Regions from separate parts of the Mus musculus genome. Here region 1 is linked to region 2. A link is a loop called in an ENCODE intact Hi-C map of the cell type or tissue named here. Cell type or tissue: left cerebral cortex. All regions are shown on one strand. Each heading gives the region's core, and the rest is flanking DNA. Links, peaks and the distances in the headings are about the cores only.

Evidence for each region. Peaks named below come from ENCODE experiments on the same cell type or tissue, not always from the same donor. Only the 100,000 strongest peaks of a DNase experiment are listed, where the experiment ranks them.
Region 1: it touches region 2 in a loop (2.1-fold over the local background); 4 of 42 quality-filtered maps call a loop at or near these places.

What each region holds. Positions count from the first base shown.
Region 1 is chr1:52,593,269-52,601,067 of GRCm38, reverse strand. It overlaps a transcript of Nemp2 not described here. Among named protein-coding and RNA genes, the nearest start is that of Gm28178, 17 kb to the right of the region's middle. In left cerebral cortex, for the core only: no CTCF peak of the experiment used is centred there; DNase peaks (open chromatin) are centred at 2,563, 3,058 and 3,589; H3K4me3 peaks cover 347 bases.
Region 2 is chr1:52,495,445-52,503,243 of GRCm38, reverse strand. It overlaps Nab1 (Ngfi-A binding protein 1), which reads left to right and starts at 2,796. Exons shown (of 8, transcript NM_008667.3): 1 at 2,796-3,034. It also overlaps the pseudogene Gm5976. In left cerebral cortex, for the core only: no CTCF peak of the experiment used is centred there; DNase peaks (open chromatin) are centred at 2,301, 2,634, 3,355, 3,977 and 1 more place; H3K4me3 peaks cover 2,624 bases; H3K27ac peaks cover 2,385 bases.

The DNA.
Region 1 (7,799 bases), core at 1,397-5,396, 98 kb before region 2:
CAAACACAGAAGCGGATGCTCACAGTCAGCTATTGGATGGATCACAGGGCCCCAATGGAGAAGCTAGATAAAGTACCCAAAGAGCTGAAGGGTCTGCAACCCTATAGGTGGAACAACAATATGAACTAATCAGTACCCCCAGAGCTCGTGTCTCTAGCTGCATATGTAGCAGAAGATGGCCTAGTCGGCCATCATTGGGAAGAGAGGTCCCTTGGTCTTGCAAACTTTATATGCCCCAGTAGAGAGGAACACCAGGGCCAAGAAGTGGGAGTGGGTAGTTAGGGGAGCAGGGCGGGGAGGGGGGAGGGTATAGAGGACTTTTGGCATAGCATTTGAAATGTAAATGAAGAAAATACCTAATAAAAAATTGGAAAAAGTTGTAAAAAAAGGGGGGGGTGGTTTCAAGAGCAATTGTGGGGAGTAGGGACATAAAAGTTCAGGTGTGTTCTGGGCTGTGGGTGAAGAGGAGGAGCCTTTCTCATGGGATACAGGAAACCTGCAGAACTTCACTCTGGCATCCAGCACTACTCTGTGGTTTTGCATTGAAGAGTGGTGACTCAAGACACAAAGAGGGGGCTGGAGAGATGGCTCAGCGGTTAAAAGCACCAACTGCTCTTCCAGAGGTCCTGAGTTCAAATCCCAGCAACCACATGGTGGCTCACAACCATCTGTAATGAGATCTGATGCCCTCTTCTGGTGTGCATGAGGATAGAGACCATGTACTCATATATATTAAATAAATAAATTAAAAAAAAAAGACACAAAGACAGAAAGTCATTTTTCCTTATGGATATCCGCATGTCCAGGGAAAAATGAGGAGGCAGTTCACCTAGTTGCTGACTACCAGAGTCTTCACTAAGAGTAGTTTCTGCTGCTGGGCCAGAATACCTTGGGAGGCTGGGACTAGCAGGCAGAGGCCACTCACCAGCTCAATTGTATGCAAGCCTACAGCACCCCAGGTTACTGGGTTCCTTTCCTAAACTACTTGTGCTCCTGGCTTCTCATTCTCACTGAAGTGCTTTGAATGGTTAAGTGCATCTTACCACCACCCTGTTCTTGGGTTGACTACAACCTTCGTGCATTCTTTTCTGTGGCGTTGCTGTGATAAAACCACGGCCAAGACAACTTACCCAAGAAAGAATCAAACTGAGCTTACAGTTTCAAAGGGCTGTAGTCCATGACAGTGGACTACATTGGAGCATCAGCTAGGAGCTCACACCCCTCAGGCAGGAGGCAGGGAGCACATGGAGAATGGCATGCATCTTCTGAAATCGCAAAGCCCATCTATCCCTAGTGATGCAGCTCCACTAAGGCCACACCCCTTAACATATTCCAAACACACAAACTTGGGGGAGGGGTGGTCATTCAAACCACCACAAGTTTTGTTTTTACTTGTTAGGTATTCTATTTCTTTGAAAATATACTCTAATAATAGACTCAGAGTTATTTAAACTTCAAGGAACTATTCCTCTAACCATTAATGTCTCCTTCTTAAAAACTGTACACTGGATTAAATAATGTCTTAGTTATGGTTTTTCACTGAACCTGAAGCTTATTGCTCAGCCAAGCATTCTTGGATTCTTGGTCAAGGATTTCTAGTCTCTACCTCTCCAATGCTGTTAGAAGCAAACCAGCACAGCCCTTGTATTTTTCATAGATTCCAGAAAGCTGCACTCGGATCCTTTACCAATTAAGCCACCTCCCTGCCTTATTTAAAACTTTGTTTGGTCTTAAATCAGAAGATCATTGTTTTGATTTTACCGTGTATTGCACCACCATTCCACTTTATCATTTAATTGGTGTCCTCAATACATAGAAAACACTTACATTAAAAATTGCATTTTAAAGGTAAAAAGGAGCAAAAAAAGACAAGAAATCTTAGAATTGGCTAATGAAGAGACGACCCATAGTTTCTTTTCTCCCTTCAGACACTTGGCAGTCAGCAAGCTCATCTGAAGTAGCTCAAAGGGACTGTGGACAGGTCAGCAGAAATGGTAGCGGGCATCCTCAGCCAGGCTCTGCACTGGCCAGGCTCCCTGCCAACCAGGAAACTCACAACGGTTCCACAAGGGCCTCAGTGCCCCCCACACCTTCCCACCTGTCCACAGATAAGAACAGTAGTGCCAGTGCGGGGCTTTCTGTTCTGTAATCAGGCACACAAGCACCTCATGTCTCCATTCGTTCAGTTACTCAACTTCTGCCCCCGAAGTTCCCATACTCTTCCTACCTCAGCAGGGCGCTGTTGGCAAAGACCAATACCCTTGCATTTATCCCTTTCTGAACTTGGTTGTTGTTGGTTGTGGTAAGATGGGGTCTTCCGTACCCCAGGTTAGCCTCAAACTTCCTATAAACTGAGACAGTCTTTAACCTGATCCCCCTGCCTCTGCTTTCCCAGTGCTGGGATCACAGCTGGGTAGCGCCATGTCCCACCCACGTTTGCTTTTGATTAATTGTACAGACTCCCACTCCATAGCCAAGTCCTTCTACGTTCTCTCTCCATGCCTAAATCAGTAGGCAGCATGTGGCAGTTTATCTCCATGAACCATGGCTCCCTGTCTGCCTCATGTTACCATGCCATTTCAGGCTTGAATGCAGTAGATTTTAAAATCCCATATAAGGTTAGAACAGTGACACTATCTCTTTAGGGCATTAAGGATTATTTTGGATGGAAACTCTAAGCTCATCTTCCACTCATCCCTGGCTCTGCCCGGGTCCTACTTGTGCACAAAGGCAACTCTGAGGTCACTTTTACAAGAGAGGACAGGCAGAAAAAGTGCCCTGCAAAAGACATGGGAATGTTCAACACCAATTATCAGGCGGAAAAAAAGAAATAGCCACAGACCAGAAATAACTTAAGTAATAATTTTAAAACTTTAGATCATCCATCGGTAAAGCAGCCTGGTCAGCTGGACTCTGCTTCAGTTTTGACTCCCAGTTTTCTAAGGCTTTTTAAAAATGCTTGGACTGTTTCCTTGAGACATTCGCATGCAAAGCTGTGGCTGCTGTCTCCAGCCGCCCACACATACCTGCCCTCCTCCTCCCTCTGACTCAGCGCCCAGCCTCCGCCCACGCCCGCTGACTCGGTGACCCGCACCCACTTCCCACAAACCTACGCGCTCCTCTCCTTCACACAGGTACAAATATTCACACTCCCACTGCTCAGCAAACAACGCACACTACTAATGGGGGGGAGGGGGAGGCATGCTTTTCCTAATGACCATTATGTTTCTTTTAATTCACAAGCTTTACACAGCACAATGAGTAGCTGATGAACTTATTTATGCTTAAATTGGTTTTTCAAAACTCCCTCGTGTTCAAAACTGGATTATTCTATTTTTAAAAAACTCCACCAAAAAAAAAAAAATGTATACACCGAGTGTTGCACCTTTTTTTTTTTTCTTTTTTCTTTTTTCAGGAAGAACAGATGCCCTAGGGTTTGTCCAAATTAAAACTTTTTACTCACATTTTCAGCGATGGCTACACAAAGGCTCACTGGGCTGGGTATTCGCCGTGAGGGTGTTTGAGCTACAGCTGGCATCAGCAGGCTGCCTGACAAGATTAATTGGCAGTGAATTAGACCAGTGCAGTCCAGAGCCAACACCAAAAAGGAGGACCAGCCCACTCATGAGGCCCTGCCAACGCCCAGAGATCTGCTGAGCGTGGGCTGGGGGAAGGCAGGGAGGCCAGTCTCTGCTGCCTTTGTGTTCTCACGGCTCGTACAAGGGTTCATAGCAACGGTTTCTTTCTTTTGCTGTGCATTTGTGTGATATCTGTGTGTCTTGCTACACTGATGCCACAGCGCATGTGCAGAGGTCAGAGGACAACCTTAAGTGTGTCCCCTTCCCTTCCACCTTGTTTTAGGTAGGGTCTCCTGTTCACAGCAGCATGGGACAGGGCTGGACATCCTGATGGCTCCCCATGACTGCCATCAGCTCTGTGTGGGTGCGGAGGTCTGAACTTGGGTCCTTACACTTGTGACCAGAGCTTTATCCTCTGAGCCATCTCCCCAGGCCCCATGGCAACTCTTTTTATTTTTTCCGGGGCTTGATACTATTCTATGTCACAGATGTGAGCAGAAGCAATTCTATTGTAACTCACCTCCTCTTTAAGAAGAGATGCAAGCCAAATCTGGATTTTAAGGAGTGGTGGGTTGCTTTGTGTTTGCTGCTTTGCTTTATCATTCATAATTGATGTGAATTCTTCTGGGAGAAGCAGCGGCCATTTCTGCTCTTCTTCTATCTCTAACAATTGAGAATGTTAGATCTACAATATGCTGGACAGGGAACTGGGAAAAGGATTTCTATCTGGGCCAGACCTCTCAGCCCTCAGTGGTGGGGCCAGTTTTAATCATCTCTGTCCACCTGTCTCACATTCTTTGCTTGAATTTCTACAATTTGATCTGCTTCTGTGCACTTTAGCATTTCTCTGTATTATCCTTAAACTTGAAAGTCTTCTTGGCTCCTTGGAACTTTTTAAGCACTTCTTTGTATGTTTAACTTTGTATCGTTATAGAAAGCAAAGCTCTTCACCACAAGTCCCCATATAAAAAGATGCAAAAGCAAAAAGCAAGTGTCTCACTTCTTAGCCACTGTGCTGGTATGACTACCACCAGGTTCCAAGAAGCTAACTTCCAACAAAATATGGCAGAGTGAACATAAGAATGTCTGTCTTCTGGCTAGGCCAGCAGAGCAGTGTGAGCAAATGAGAGCCTTTGGTTACCACGCTGTGCTCTGTTTGTGTCTCCTGAGAGTTCAAACTCTGTAGTCATCAGTGTAGCCCTGATAGGAAGCAACTGAGCCTCTCGGTTGAGATTAGCAGAAGGTGATTGGGTCCTTGTTTGACAGGTGAGTAAACCTCTTTCTTCATGTGCTACCCAGATATTTTGTTACAATAACAACAGCCAAAAAAAAAAAAAAAAAAAAAAAAAAGTGAACTGACATGTTTGTTGGAAGAGAATGGAGGGGTTAATAGTCCCACTGTAAATACGAGCTGAAGCCTAGATATGAATAAGACATTTCACTGTAGAGTAACTGCGGTCAGGATTTAGCTATCTCTTTTGAAACCAAGGGGAGTGAAATACCGACTTAAAGTCTGAGATCAGTTGAAAGCGTATGTAAGAATACACAACTTTTTTATGCCCCAAACACAGAAAACCAGGAGCCTGCCCCAGGATGTAGTGGTTTATTCATAGGAAGCCATAGGAAAAATGAAGTAAACAGTAGCTGCTGACAGAAGGGAAGGTATGGGGGTGTACCAGGGGCCAGGCAGGAAGCTGAACTGGAGATGGCCCCATGATCTTTGCTTTCTCCCTTGACAATCAAAGCTCTGTTCCTCAGACAGCAGACCCTTAGGCCAGTGTTTTCTAGCTGTTGATTATGAAATCAGTTATGATTAATGGATTATGAAATCAGTTTAGTGGATCATAATCAGCATTTTTATAGGCTGAACTCCCCAGGAAGCCAACATTGAGATGGTGTGGAGAATTGAACATTTGTTAAGGGGGTGCCCTTAGGACCAACATCTGTGGAAAAATGAAAAGATTGGGCTAACGGAGATGCTGGCTGTGATGCATGGCCAGGCGACTGCTCTGAAGGTAGAACAGCTCTTTGGATTTTGTCCAAGTTGAGGCCAAGAGAGCCAGGACTTTATCCTCAGTTCTAGACTAAATTGTTCCCCAAATCTCTATGCTGATGTCCCAGTACCTCAGAATATAGTACAAATCTTTAAGTAAGTGATAAAGTTCTTAGGATGGCACCCCAATTCCCAGAGATAGTGACCTTGTGCACAGAGACATACCACCACTCTAAAGCACTTACACAGTAAGGTCATGAAAGGACGAAGTGGGAAGGCAGGGGACTGCCAGCCAAGGAGGGTTGGAGAAACCCAAACCTCGGACAACTTCATCTTACACTCAGCCACAGAATCATGAGGAAATAAAAATTTCCTCATTTTTGTGAGAAATAAGACTTCCTTGATGCGTGAAGATGAAGAAGAGCAGGGAAGAGAGCTGTACTGAGATAACCTGGGAGGAGTCTGACATTGAACATGGCCCCTTAGCAGACAGAGCAGCCAGCATCACAGAGACCTCACAGAGAATCAACCTAGCTCTGTAGACTACTTAGAAAACACCAAATATACAATACACAGAAAAAGTGGATACTATTTCATGTGGTATGTGTGTGCCTCTGTGTGTGTGTGTATGTGTGTGTATCTCTGTGTGTGCATATGTGTGTATCTGTATGCATGTATGTGAACTAATATTTAGAAATATATCCCACTGTAAGAAAATGTTCTAGGGTCATTTCCCCAGGCAAGAAAATGGAGATTTTCTTTTTTCTTTCCTGCAAAAACTAAACAGATCCCAGGAAGGCAAAATGTTTTCTCCACCCCAAAGTAATACCCAGGTCTCTATAAACCCATCTGCCCACACTGAGCCCATCATCAACTCTTAACCCCCATTCATAAATATGAGAAGACAAAAGAAAAAAAAAAAGAAATTCTCTAAAAGAGAAGGCTCACATATACAAACTTCCTAACTTCCAGGAAAACTACAGAAAATAGAAAAATGTTGTTTGGTCTCAAAATGATCACATTTCTGGGGCTGAAGAGATGGCTCAGTGGTTTAAGGGCACTGGATGCTCTTCCTGAGAACCCAGGTTCAATCCTCAGCAATCACATGAAAAGTGGCCAAAGGACTGAATCGATTCCCACAAACTGTCCTGTGATTTACACATGTCTATTTCATGGTACACACGACACGCATATACAAAATACTGTTTAAAAGAGAAAAAAGAAAAAAAGGACAAGTCTTTATCGCGTTCTCACGCCCGGCCAGGAAAGACGCAACAGACCAGAATCTTCTGCGGCAAAACTTTATTGCTTACATCTTTGGGAGCCAGGAGGGCAAGCGCCCAGCGCCCAGCCCCAAAAACGAAAGCCCCTTCTATTACATCTTTAGGAGCCAGAGCTCCGGCGCGCGCGCTCTATTGTTTACATCTTTAGGCAGCGAGCGAGCGCAGGGCGCGCAGAGCCAGAGAGATGCCAGCGAGAGAGAATGGCGGAAACCCCCTCCCCTTTTTTAGGAGAGTTATATTTCGCCTAGGACGCATCACTCCCTGATTGGCTGCAGCCCATGGCCGAGCTGACGTTCACGGGAAAGGTAGAGTACAAGTAGTCATAAAATACCCTTGGCACATGCGCAGATTATTTGTTTACCACTTAGAACACAGGATGTCAGTGCCATCTTGTGACGGCGAATGTGGGGGCGGCTCCCAACATCTCCCCCTTTCCTTTTAATAAGAGCAAATAGGCCACCCAACTAATGAGAGTGGAGATAGAGGTCAAATCCCCAGTGTGTAGGTAAAGGAGCCATGTACAGGATTAGCTCTTAGGCTCACAGGCTTTTACCCAGAGCAACCCTGACCTGCTCCCGTGTCGTTTTGCCTGGAGAGAAGGACACTTGGACACTCAACCTTCTTGAAAGATGACATGTCTCCCTAGAATAGGCTCATATATGCCGCAGAGCCTTTCTACTGCAGTGCTTAGCCGTGCAACTCTCTCAGGCTGCTGAAGCACACTCACTCTATCTCGTGCAATGAGACTAGCCTCGTGAGATGTAAGAGCTGAGTGGCCAGCGACCTATTGCCTAAGCATAGATAACCATATATCAGGGGGAGCACCATGTTCTAGAGCTGCAAGCGCCTGGGCAATAACCACCTTGTCTCTCCTAGTTTAGGCCTTAAGCTTACAGACCAACCAAAGAAGCAACACTAATCCACAGCAAAGTGTATCTCCAAATA
Region 2 (7,799 bases), core at 1,679-5,678:
CCAAGGAGTAAGAAACCCTGGACCACCCACTCCAGCAAGAACACTGAGAGCAAGAGAGAGGCCCTTGGTTGTTGAAGAGTCCCTATCCCAACTCGGCGCCCAACACTGAGCATCTCCCTCAAAATTTCCATTCCAGAACCCCAAAACAACAGGAGAGGCCTGGGGACCCCTCCCTACTCTCTTGAATACCATCAATAAAGTTCACTGCACACACACACACACCCCAAAAAAGAGAAATGTTCAGGTATCCTTAAGGCTCTTTCTGGAATGTGGGATGAGACAGGAACCTCCCATTTTAAAGAATTTTAGTTCTATTTCACTGTGACATGGATTCAAGGGAGTGCCAAGTTGATAGTTGTGTTGATAGTCCATGAATCTATTAATATAGGAAATAAAGAATTGAAGAGAAACAGATCATGTTCCTTAGCTTTTAGGCTTTCTTTTGATCTTTTATTTTTGCTGTTTTATAGAAAAGTTCTGGGAACAGAACCATGGTTTAAACTGTGGTTTAACCACGGTTATTTGTGTCCTCAGAACTTAACTTTGGTATTTAATTAACACTTAACAAGACGTACTGGAGAAAATGAGTAATTTAAGCATACAGGTATTTATGGTAAAATCAAACCAGAAGAAACAAAGCTACTGCAGGGTTCTTTTTAACAAAAGATATCCAAATGGTCTCAAGAAGAACCATTTGTGTTGCCACGTTCTCTTAGAACTGCCTGGGACTGCCTCCAAGAAATTCTAAAACGGTCTAATCTCTCCCAGAGGGCCTTCAGAGAACAACCCCACTCCATAATTGTTACCTTACAGAATGTATCCCTTCTCCTCCCACTAAGGCACCAAGGAGCTAGAAGACCTCCACTCTGAGAGCAGGGAGGTGGAGTTTAGGAATGGGAAGGACGGCATGCACAGAATCAATGCTTTCTCCTCCAACTTGTCTCACATACAGGTGAACATCTCAGGCCTGTCGAACAGTCCTGTTGACTACAGTGTGCCCATAAAGAACCTGATGCCTAAAAGCTTAAAATTTTTTTCTTTCATTTTCTTTCCTCCCACCACCTCTCCCAGAAACCATAGGGCATTTAAGCAAAGCATAGTGGGCCCAGAATGCCATTCTTAATGTGGGAAGAACACACTATCTAATGTGCCCAGAACATAAACAAGGAAGGACTTGAGTGGTTAACTGTAAAAAGGATCAGCCCCAGACACATTTCCTTGTCGGTATAGCCTTCAGCAGGGCAGAAGCACGCCCTACCGGAGCACAGCATGCAATTTGGACTCAATTCTGGAGAACGCTGTGCAGTGCAGGTGAGCTCACCAAGTTGACTAATCACTAACTGCGTGGCATAAAGCTACACGCACCCCTCCCCCTAGGCTTTTCAGAAGCAACAATGTTTGCAAACCATCAGAGTTCCCAGTGAAGAATTAGAAGAATTTTGCGGATTTCATTGCTCGACTACCCATTAACCTCTACCTTTCCACACCGGCCAAGAAATTGTCTCAGTAGCCCTGACTGTACTACAACCACCCAAATTAAATTCCTCTTCGCTGAGCAGGAGCATAAACACTGACAATTGGAGTGGCAGGGAGACACTTGTAGCTGTTATTTCTTCTGAAGAATTTGAGGAACTAAGAATAATTATTTAAAATACCAACTATTCTAGACAGGCTTGTCACTAACAGGGAAGATATTTCAGCTTAAATGTATACTTAACCATGTAACTATATGTTTATATATTTATGCATTTAAGTACATATCTATTCCATTGACATCACTCATTTGTAGAACATGTTTTTACAAAAAGAAAAAATGGTTTATTTAATAAGGTCTTTTTCTTTCAATATTATCATCCCACCCATTGTTGCAACATAAAGATGTGGTTTAAAGAATTTCTCTTCTCAAAGAATGCCTTGTATCCCCTTCAACCAAGTAGGCACACTCTGGGAGGCCAGCCAGGAAGTGGGAACGGCCTCCTATATAAAACTGGATTTTTATATGTACATTAAAACAGGATTCTACCTGTATTGCAGTAAGAGCACACCATTAAAACTTGAATTCTTTTCTTTGAAACCCCCTCCCCAAGGAAGGCAAAAATAGATTTAATTTTTTTCCCCTTAAAATTTTGGCAATAGCTTTAGCTTTTGAGGTGCTGTAACACTTTCTTTGGCTAGAAAAGTTTATGCAAACCAAGCTCAAAATGTCTACACCTTGCCTTAAGAACTCTATTTTGACACGCTCAAGACAGCACCAGGAGTGTGTCATTTGCCTACAGGAAGACAACAGAGAATGGCCTGTAAAGTAACACAAGGTTTCCAGACATGAAAAGGGTGTCATTAAGCCACCAGGCCAGAGTTTCCCTTTCCTCCCTCCTCAAACCAGGCCTGGGCGAGGGTGGGGACAGGGTGGAGTGGGCGAGGAGGGACAGGTCCGCACCGCACCTGCGGTTCTGTACCCCCCCCACCCCCTCCCTCCTGGGCGGGCCCGGTGCGGGGCTTGGCAGGCAGCGCTGTCCGCGGATCCACGGAAGCCTCCTCCTCCTCCGACCCGCGCGCGCGCCCCCACCCGCGCGCTCCCAGCTGCCGTGGGAATGGGCCACCCCCGGGACCGCGCCGAGCCTCAGCCCCGCCGGCCCCCACCCCCGCCCCGCGGCCGCCCACGCCGGGATCTGCGTCACTCGGCCGCGCGTGGGCGGGAGCCGGAGCGGCGAATGGAGCAAGAGCGGAATCTCCCGATGTGACAGCGCGCGGGGCGGGGCGGGGGCGGCGGAGGTGGCGGGGGAGGGAGAGGGAGAGGCCGAGGGAGGGGCGGCGGGAGAGGCCTAGGGAGGGCGCCCGGGGCCGCCGCCGCCCGCCTCCGCCCGAGCCTCCGCCCGCGCGACCGAGCGAGCGCCGTCGGGGCGGGCGGGGGACGGAGCGCGCGCCCACCGCGTCCCTGCCCCCCTCGATGGGCGCGGGGGCGTCCCGGCCGCCGCAGCCGCCGCAGGAGCCCGGCAGAGCCGTCGTCGCGGAGCGCGCCGCAGCTGCGGGCCGCGTAGGTACCGGGAGGGCCTCGAGATGGAGCGGGGGGCGCGGACGCGTGGCTCGGCGGGGCCGTCGCGTCCTGCCGGGCGGGGGGCGCGGGCTGTGCGGGGAGGACGCGCTCGCGGGCCCGCGTGGGGTGCCAGCTCCGGGGCGACCAGGGACTTCCGAAAAGTGCCGCTGAGTCTCCGCTTTCTTCCTGTTATCCGCCCCTTCCTACTGTAGTTGTGTTTTCAGAGCGGAAGGAGAGTTTTGCTTGGAAGTGGCTTTCAGAAACTTGGCACCCAGGTGCAGGGAAGCGGGAGTCGCCGAGCCTTTGAGGCTGAGTGGGGAATGTGCAGACACGTGTAGGACAGAGAAGCTTTGGACGCAGGTGTGTGACCTTACGGGGACAGACACCGAAGTACGGTCAACCCGGGAGATCTGCAAGGAATCTCCTGGGTAGAGCTGGAATTTGCGTCTGTAGGTTGAGCTGACCAAGTTTTGCAGCGGGCGACCAGCGGGAACCGTGCCCTGGCTCAGGGAGGCTTGGGAAATTTTGGATTGCCTGCTAATTTACAATTTGATCCGAAAGAGCTGGTTTGGAGTAAGTTGTCACTACCGATTGGTTTGCCAGTGACGTGCCTGCCAACTTTACGGAGTGCAAAGATCAGAATCTCTAAGGAGATTCTAAGATCTCGTATAAAAATATTTTGGCAGTTTTAATAGTTAATATTAGATTGCATAGGAGCAGAGGAACCGAATTTAAAATAAGATTAGTCACATCCGAAATGGTTCGCTGTTTTGTACACGCAGCGAATTACCCTTTTTAAATATTCACTTTTTGAAAAATCTTTCTTTGTACAATATATGTTATGACATTTATAATTCATCTGCCGGTTTTAAGAAGAGATACTGGAGAGAGGATGTATAGGGTCCATTGTATCGGATAGCCGACCAGGGTGGAGGCTATCTTCCTGAGATTCAAAGAGCTGCTTCACACCCAGCTTCTGTGCCAGCACAAGTGACTTGGATTGAAGGTTTCTTCCTCCAGCTTGCATCTTTTGAGACATTTAATTCTGTTCTTTCAGTAAGCTCAAGCAGATAAATAAGTATGCTGTTGAGAATTTGTAGATAGGCAGTGCAGTCAGCCTTCTTCATCTCTGTTTCCAGTTTAGATACTGGAACATTACATCTTGAAAGAAAATAATTTCAAGAAGTGCTAGGGAGATAATTTGTTTCTTTCTTTCTTTCTTTCTTTTCTTTTTCTTTTTTTTTTTTTTTTTTTTTTTTTTTTTTGACTTGACCATCTTATGCTTAGCCTGCCATTCCACTACTGAGCATGCTTTTTCTCTCCTGAGGCCCAGTCTCCTGTTGTGTGGGACTGTATTAGTGACAGCATGGGGCACTGGAAATTTTACTTCATTCTGTCCTTTAGTTGTGAATATATTTCAGATGACAAATTCTTAAGATTCATCTAGATGATACAGAAAATTTTAGTGAGCTATTATGCCTAATAAATTTCATCAAGTACGTAGATTATAATTGCATAATCATACCTAAACTAAAAGTTTTTCTTTTGTTGCTGATTAATAACAACCATGCCCTATAGAAAACCTAGCCTTGTCTCCTCTTCATTATTTAAACAATTTCATATCTCTTTTACTTCAACTTTAAGGACGTATGGTTTATTTAACTTTGTATTGTAGATGCTTTGAAAGAAAAATTATGAAGTGGGGCAGACCTTTGAAGAATTTGTGTCATGAACTCTAGATTTTAAGAGTAAAAAATGGGTGGATGGTAGCAAGTGTGTTAGAGTTCTGTGCCTGGTGACTTAGAATCCATGCTAGAGTTAGGCCTTGGCTATCTCATTATAATAAACCTGTTTTTGTTGCATTTTTAAAATAAGGAAATCTCTATTTTTGACATAATGTGAATGTGTTCTATATACCACAGGGCCATCATATATTAGTGTTGCTTTCATGAAAGTGACCATCGTATAAACAGTTTCAGATGGTGCTAATGTGTGACTCTTTCACATGTTCATATTTCACTGTGGATCTTATCAAACATATTAAAGAATAAAAAGCAGCCCCTTGAGTATACTGTAAGAGTGCCAGCTCCTTTGCCGGGGTCCCACTCTCCTCTCACCTGCTTCTTTTAATCCTTGAGTGGTGGAGAGAAAAATAGTGTGGCTATTATAGTAAGTGCAACTTTCCTTTCTGATCTGACATGTTCAATAACTCATGCAGTAGTAGAATATACTCTCATCTTAATAATGGAACACGAGGGAAATTTCAGAAGTTGATACTGGGAAAAAATGCATTACTCTTCATCTTGAGAATTCTCACAGCTAAAACATATCATTAAGCATTCAAATAATGTGTCATTTTTCAGCACATTATATTTAGGAGCTGTGTGTTAATTTACATGGTATGTCAATACTTTTTGCAGAAGAACTTCTGCAGACTGAGATTGATATATGCATACATGTTGCCTGCAGTCTACCTGGATGCTCTTACTGCCTGCCAAAAGCCTTTTCTATTGGCTGAACTATTCCCAGTTGTCATAGGAGTTGTTAGTGTTTGTCTGTTGGTATTAATATATAGTTGTTTAGTAGACAAGTAAGTCCAATTTACCTTTCCTTAATTTTAATAAACATGTTTTAAACCTACCTTGTATTTTTTTGGGCTGAATTTTAAAGGAGTCTCTTTAAAGGAAAACAAACAAACAAAAAACCTGTTCCCAGTGTTTTTCAGAATTGCAGGAAGAATCCATAGGAGAAAATATTTTAATTATCCCAAATTAACAGAAATTCATTAGAAACTAAGGGTGTAATTCATAGTTGTGTGGGCATTAAGACCTGAATTGTCTTGACTTAAGCCAGTGTGGGCTTGAGAGTGTAGCTCATGGTAGAGTGTGGGCATAGCATGCTTCTGGTTGGTTGGTCATCCCCCAGCACTGACAAAAGCCCAAATATCACGCCATGCTTCTGAGTGAGTGTGTCTAAGGATGTCTGTCTTTTTAGAAGTGGATGAGTATCCAGGGAATGCTGTAGTCTTACCTAACCCATGAAATGCAATGGAACCACATAGAAACATTTTCTAGCTTTGAGTTCTGGATTCTAGTACTGGAAGTGAGAAGTCTGCATGTCCTATAGGGTCCCCCTCTAGACTCGTCCTTTGCTGTGGTTACTGCTCCCTTCTTTCTCCCAAGCCTCTCTGCTTCCAAGCTACACTCTGAAACTTGCTGGTACTTGAGAGACTCTAAGGCCAATGTCCTCTTCATATTTAAACATTTACTTGCGGGGGCAGCAGACATCACTTAGCTGTTAAGAGAAAAACCCTCTGGTGGAATTAATTCCCCTTCATCTGTAAATGATGCATGAGCTCTTCAGTGAGTTTTACACAGTGCTTTTTCTAAGAGGTTGCTATTAACTCAAAAGCTCCCAGAGTGAAAGCTCAGGCCTCAGGGGAGATGCTGCTCTTGGTTTCTTGCTAGTCCCTGAAAAGTCTTCTGGACTGTTCTGTACCTTTTGAGAGTATATTAAATATATATTCAGAGGTGCTAACTGTGTATGTGGCAGTCATTCTTTCAGTATTGCAGGAAAATATTTAAGAATAGACACAAATCTATTTATAAGATGCTTGCTATTTATTTGAAAAACACTGCATTGGACTTTTAGGAACACAAGACAAAAATGACTCAGGATCTCTCATGGCCAAACTTTTCATTTTTTTTTTTTTTAAATGCTGACTTGGGGGGTTGGGTTCCTATACAATGAACATACAATTACAGTTCTGACCATGTATAACTCCTGCACTTGGCTTTCATTCTTTGCTCTCTTAGGTAGATTGCGCTGCTGTGAGAGCCTGCAGCATAGTCTCCCACGGAAGGATGAGAGAAAGAAAAGGATAGTAGGTCAAGTAGCAGGATGCAAGGGAATGTGCTACTGTCTGATTGGCAGTTTTGGGGATACCAAGTTACTGAGAGGGTACCCCTGAAATAGGAAAAGATTCTGACTCAAATATTGGGTTTCATTATATAGCCATCCTTGTAGAAATAGTATTCAACACAGAACACTTAGCTGAGACTGAAGGTGAATAAAAGATTAATGAGATCTAATTCCTATCCTTAGGGTGCCTATAACCAAACAAGCACCTTGTCTTCACAGCCAGGTTAAGCCTTTTGTTCTGTAGCTCCTTTTGTGAAGCACTCGGCATCCTATTTATCACAGTACTTAAACATGTGCTTCTGCTTAACTGATCTTCATGAAGGACAGTCTTTCCTCCTGGTCCTCAGAGCTGGCTCAGGACTTGGAATACTGGAATAAGTAAATAAACAAAACAAAACAAAAAACCTGGGGTGGGGGATGTTGGATGGAAAGAAAGGAAAACATTACTGTGGGCAGACTGAAAACCAAGAGAAAAATCTATAACCCGGCTGAGTGTGAAAGGTTTCATGGGAAAGGCTATGGAGCAATGCCCAGGACAGGGCCCTGAGAGAAAGGTTGAAAGGTAGCTTGCAGGGTGGGGGAGGGAGATATCTATATTTGTAGTTTAGAGTGCTCATGTTAAGCTGTGGTAAACTTGAAGAGAGGAGGGAACAGCCATACCTCATTGAAGTGGGAGCAAAAAGCAATGGAAGCCAGGATTGAGTGCTTTGGGAACAGAAAGAAACAGGCTGACGCTGATGATATGGCCCAGGGACATGCAGAAGTGGGGCAAACAAAAAGTAAAACATTCTTATTAATCTGGGAAACAGGGAAAGTAGTACAATGGGCTGAGGGGCTGCAGAGA